Linked DNA regions of Homo sapiens: region 2 is linked to region 1. Evidence: read pairs that join two places in POLR2A ChIA-PET (ENCODE). Cell type or tissue: HCT116. All regions are shown on one strand. Each heading gives the region's core, and the rest is flanking DNA. Links, peaks and the distances in the headings are about the cores only.

Region 1 (2,912 bases), core at 251-2,750:
AATGAGTATAATGTTTAAGTGAGGAACTGCATTATATAGATCCTCACTTAAGAAGAGACGTCAGCTATGTGAGTTCTGCCACCAAAAATAAAAGAGTAAAAGAATTAGAAGAAAAAAAAAGTGGGTGTTCTAGTCCATTCAACATGCTATCAACGAGCAAAGAGATCCGAGTGAGGCTCAGATGAGAGGCAGAGCTCTGTGCTCCCTCCACGGGTCCTCCCTCCCTCCTAGGGCAGATTGCTGAGCTGACTTTGATGTTGGTGTTTAATGATAAACAGATTTCAGATAACACGGCCCGCAGAGCAAGCTGTAATTCAGGGCTCCAATGGACCACCTGAAATTTGATCCAGCTTTGGAGGAAAAATTGTCTGTGTTGGTTTTATTACATGACAGAGACAGAGCCAAACAGAAAAGAAGGCAGGTGATGACTGAGGCAGAGACTGGAGCCATGATGCTACCAGCTGAGGATCACCAAGGGTGGCCGGCTGCACCAGAAGCTGGGAGACGGGCCTGCAGCAGCGTCCTCCTTGGAGCCTCCGGAGGGAGCATGGCCGTGCCAACACCTGGGTTTTGGACTCTGACCTCCAGAGCTGTGAGAATACATTTGTGTTGCTTTAAGCCTTCCAGTTTGTGGTTGTTACAGCAGCCACAGGAAACAGCGACTAGGTTGGTTGTTTTCTGGGACATACGGGACTTCTCTTACGTGCAGTTGTGTCCCAAGGACTCCTGATGACCTTGCTGAAACTTTTAGAAAACTGCCCTACAGGCCGGGCGCGGTGGCTCACGCCTGTAATCCCAGCACTTTGGGAGGCCAAGGCGGGTGGATCATGAGGTCAGGAGATCGAGACCATCCTGGCTAACACGGCGAAACCCCGTCTCTACTAAAAATGCAAAAAATTAGCCAGGCATGGTGGCGGGCACCTGTAGTCCCAGCTACTTGGGAGGCTGAGCCAGGAGAATGGCGCGAACCTGGGAGGCGGAGCTTGCAGTGAGCAGAGAGTGCCACTGCACTCCAGCCTGGGCGACAGAGAGAGACTCCGCCTCAAAAAAAAAAAAAAAGAAAAAGAAAAAAAAGAAGAAAACTGCCCTACAGTGAAACCCTCTTCCTCCCAGCCCTCTGCCTTCCTGCTCTCCTCTGCAGGGGCCAGCCCCACACTCTGCCGGCCAATCTCCCATCTCTGCCCACCCTTCCTCTTTCCCTCCTGGGCCTTTTCCTTCTCCACCTCTTGGTCCCTGTTTCTCAGAGGACCGGGACTAACAAAGACATCCATATATCAGGTTCAACAGCTACCAAGATTTTGCAACGTTTGCTTCGTCACTTCCTTTTTCCTTCCTGTTTTGTCCTCAGATACTTTAAAGCAAATCCCATACCTCACGTCATTTCATTCCCTACATATTTCAGAGCCCACTTCTTAAAACCAGGAGTATTTTCTTATATAAACCACAATGTCATGACCATACCTAACACATGTATTGGTAAATAGTTTCTTGGTATTTTCCAGGCCTCACCTACATTCTCTAAATTATCTCAAAAATGTCTTTTCATAGTACTTGATTTGACTCAGTTTTGAACTCTGCATTTGGCCAATCTTTTTTATCCCAATCTGCCCCACTTATAAGTGACATGATGTTAGGCAAGTCACTTGACTTTTTTCCATTTCCCCCACCTTAAAACGGGGAAACCAATAGGATCTGCCTTACTGGGTTTTCCAAGAATTAAATGAGGTCATTCCTTCCTTCATTCATTCAACAAATGTTTTGTAAGCAGCTGCCCAAAATGCCTGGAACTGTTCTAGGTCCTGCAAAAATATCAGAACACAAGACCAAGTACCTGGCTTCATGGAGCTTATATTTTTTATTATTATTATTATTATTTTGAGACAGTTGCTCTGTTACCCATACTGGAGTGGAGTGGTATGATCTCGGCTCACTGCAACCTCCACCCCCCAGGTTCAAGCAATCCTCCTGCCTCAGCCTCCTGAGTAGCTGGGATTACAGGTACCTGCCACCATGTCCAGTGGATTTTTGTATTTTTTAGTAGAGACGGACGGTGTTTTGCCATGTTAGCCAGGCTAGTCTTGAACTCCTGGGCTTAAGTGATCCACCTGCCTTAGCCTCCCAAAGTACTGGGATTACAGGCATGAGCCACTGCGCCAGGCCTGATTCTAGTGGAAGAAAAAGACAATAAACACACAAAATTAATATGCCATAGAATGTCAGCTAGTTTCCCCAAATGTCAGCTACAAGTTTCCCCAAATTCTAATTTTTGTTTGAAAGAAAGTTTGTGAGTGCTGTGGGAAATTAACCTGGATAGCAGGAGGGCACAGGGTGGGGCACCCATTATGGGCAAAGGAGTGAGGAGGGTCCTTTAGGAAGAGACGACCATTAACAGAAACCTGAGTGAATGAAGGGTTGAGCCTCCCTGGGGAAAGTTCCAGGCAGACAGAGGGCACATTTAAAGTGGGCACTTGCTGGCACGGGAGAGCTGGAGTTCTCAAACTTCTTGGTCGCTGATCTCTTCACATTCTTAAAAATTATTGTTGGCTGACCTCCTGTTGGCAAAGCTAAAGAATTAAATGAGAAAAAAAAAAAAAAAAAAAGAGCCAGTGCGGTGGCTCACGCCTGTAATTCCAGCACTTTGGGAGGCCGAGGTGGGAGGATCACGAGGTCAGGAGTTCGAGACCAGCCTGACCAACATGGTGAAACCCTATCTCTACTAAAAATACAAAAACTAGCCGGGCGTGGTGGCTCACGCACCTGTAATCCCAGCTATTCAGGAGGCCGAGGCAGGAGAATCGCTTGAACACAGGAGACAGAGGTTGTATCTGTTGTGGTTTACCATATTAGAAGTAAAAACTAAAACATTACAAAATAATAACAATTTATTTAAAATATAATACTTTCATTAAATG
Region 2 (2,868 bases), core at 1-2,500, 88 kb after region 1:
ACAGCTTCTGTTGACTCTAACTTCCAAATCAAAATCATTTGGTTGAAACAGACTGTTGCTTGATTTTAGAAAATACACAAAAACCCATATTTCTGAAATAATGCTGATTCCTGAGATAAGAAAGTGGATTTGATCCCCAGTCTCATTGCTTAGTAGAATAAATCCTGCACCAGCAACAACACTTGTAAATTTGTGAAAATGAATTTTATCTTTCCTTAAAAAAGAAATTTTTTAATCCATCACACTTTTCTTCCCTACCCTTTAGTTTTTGATAAATGATAAAAATGAGCCAGTTATCAAAGAAGAACTAGTTCTTACTTCAAAAGAAAAATAAACATAAAAAATAAGTTGCTGGTTCCTAACAGGAAAAATTTTAATAATTGTACTGAGAGAAACTGCTTACGTACACATTGCAGATCAAATATTTGGAGTTAAAATGTTAGTCTACATAGATGGGTGATTGTAACTTTATTGCCATTAAAAGATTTCAAATTGCATTCATGCTTCTGTGTACACATAATGAAAAATGGGCAAATAATGAAGATCTCTCCTTCAGTCTGCTCTGTTTAATTCTGCTGTCTGCTCTTCTCTAATGCTGCGTCCCTAATTGTACACAGTTTAGTGATATCTAGGAGTATAAAGTTGTCGCCCATCAATAAAAATCACAAAGTTGGTTTAAAGGTGTGTGCGTGTTTCTTTGAATGCGAATGCCTTTTCGGGTAACTGAAATTCATGGGGGCATGAGTTTGCCTGCAGAATTAAAATCTGCCCTTCGATCAGCTCGACGTGTTTGTGGAAGCTGAACCACCACTCAGGTTATGCTTGTTTAGTATTTTCAAATGGATTAGTGATTTGGGTACACGAAGTTTTTGACTCTTCGATTGGCAGAAAGGAGGAGGTTTTCTCCCCTTCCCCTCCTCATCCCTTGTTTCTATAGCCCACCGTTTTCAGTATCACCAAAATAGTTGCTGTAGGTCAAGGCTAAATGCTCTTCAGTTGAGTGCCACTGGGGCGGCTGAGCGGTGCCTCCAGACGCCACCCTCAGTAGTGGGAAGGAAGCCTTCTGAGACGGAAGACATGGAGAGAGGGATGTCACGTGCAAGGGTGCCCGTGCCCCGGCTTCTGGCCCTGTGTGGATGATTGTGGTGTCCTGAGATCTACAGAGAAGGGGTTTTAACGTGGTCTGAGCCTTTCTCTCAAGTTCTTGCTCTTACCATCTGGTATTTCTGATTGTAGCCTGGTGCCATCTGGGGTTCAGAGCTTCCTAAACTTTCTGTACAAGTGTTGTCCGTCTAACCTACTTACCCTTTGTAATTCTATTGTGATTTGCTTGGCTGAATTATAACTCATATTGAGAGGTGAAGCCAGCTGGACTTCCTGGGTCAAGTGGGGACTTGGAGAACTTTTCTGTCCTCTAAGAGGATGGTAAAATGCACCAATCAGCACTTTGTAGCTAGGATTGTAAAACGCACCAACCAGCACTCTGTAGCTAGCAAGAGGTTTGTAAAATGCACCAATCGGTTCTTAAAACGCACCAATCAGCAGGAGTCTAAAAGCAGCCAATCACAGGGAGGACTGAAAAAAGAGCACTCTGATAGGACAAAAACAGAACATGGGAGGGGACAAATAAGGGAATAAAAGCTGGCCGCCCCAGCCAGCAGTGGCAACCCGTTTGGGTCCCCTTCCACACTGGAAGCTTTGTTCTTTTGCTCTTCACAATAAATCTTGCTGCTGCTCATAGAAAGATGCAAGCTAGTGCTAGCGAGACAGCCTGCAAAACCCCTGTGTTGTTTTGGGCTGTTAACCATAGTCTGAGTGGCTTAGACAACAAACATTTATTTCTCACAGTTCTAGAGGCTAGAAGTCCAAGAGCAGATGCCAGCAGACCTGTCTGGGGAAGGCCTGCTTCTTGGCCTGGAGACAGCCGCTTGCTCACTATGTCTTCACAGGGCAGAGTGAACCCTGGTCTGTTTCTCTTACAAGGACACTCATCCCACTGTGGGCCTCCACCTTTGTGATTTCATCTATACCTAAAAGGCCCCACTTCCTAGTATTCCGCCGGGGGTTCAGGCTTCAAAGATGAATACTGGGGGCGACACAAACGGAGCCCATAACCTCATGCCGCCTGACTCCTGAGGCTGTATTCGTGATGAACGTGTGGCTGCCCAAGTTTTGTTTTGCTCAGGCAGGATCAGCACACACCCAGCCACAGACAGGGAAGCCCAGAGCAGGGCAGAATATGGTCCCTCAAGTGAATAATTGGCCCAGGGATACAGAATTAGGTGATTCTAGCAAATCCAGACATTTTCTAGGGTGCCAGTGAATTTTGGGTCTGTCCCTGTTAGCTGTTCTTGAGATTTTGCACTCAACTTGCGATGGTTAATACGGAGTGTCAACTTGATTGGATTGAAGGATGCAAAGTATTGTTTCTGGGTGTGTCTGTGAGGGTGTTGCCAAAGGAGATTAACATTTGTGTCAGTGGGCTGGGAAAGGCAGACCCACCCTCAATCTGGGTGGGCACCATCTAATCAGCTGCCAGCGTGGCCGGAATAAAAGCAGGCAGGAGAATGTGGAAAGACTAGACTAGTCTTGTGGCCTCCATCTTTCTCCTGTGCTGGATGCTTCCTGCCCTTGAACATCGGACTCCAAGTTCTTCCGTTTTGGGACTTGGATTAGCTTCCTTGCTCCTCAGCCTGCAGACGGCCTACTGTGGGACCCCTTCTTGTAAGTCAATACTCCTTAATAAACTCCCCTTTATATATACATCTACCTATAGGTTCTGTCCCTCTAGAGAACCCTAACGCACAACGTTTCCATTTTATGTTGCAACGTTTAATGTTTTTGTAAGTTTCATAGTACGGTCTCCTA

Evidence for each region. Peaks named below come from ENCODE experiments on the same cell type or tissue, not always from the same donor. Only the 100,000 strongest peaks of a DNase experiment are listed, where the experiment ranks them.
Region 2: POLR2A ChIA-PET joins it to region 1 with 5 read pairs; 3 of 35 experiments call an interaction of 5 or more read pairs at or near these places.

What each region holds. Positions count from the first base shown.
Region 1 is chr16:84,691,333-84,694,244 of GRCh38, forward strand. No RefSeq gene overlaps it. Among named protein-coding and RNA genes, the nearest start is that of USP10, 7.2 kb to the right of the region's middle. In HCT116, for the core only: no CTCF peak of the experiment used is centred there; no DNase peak of the experiment used is centred there.
Region 2 is chr16:84,779,243-84,782,110 of GRCh38, forward strand. USP10 (ubiquitin specific peptidase 10) reads left to right here. Exons shown (of 14, transcript NM_005153.3): 14 at 1-680. It also overlaps a transcript of LOC105371378 not described here. Among named protein-coding and RNA genes, the nearest start is that of CRISPLD2, 39 kb to the right of the region's middle. In HCT116, for the core only: no CTCF peak of the experiment used is centred there; a DNase peak (open chromatin) is centred at 1,549.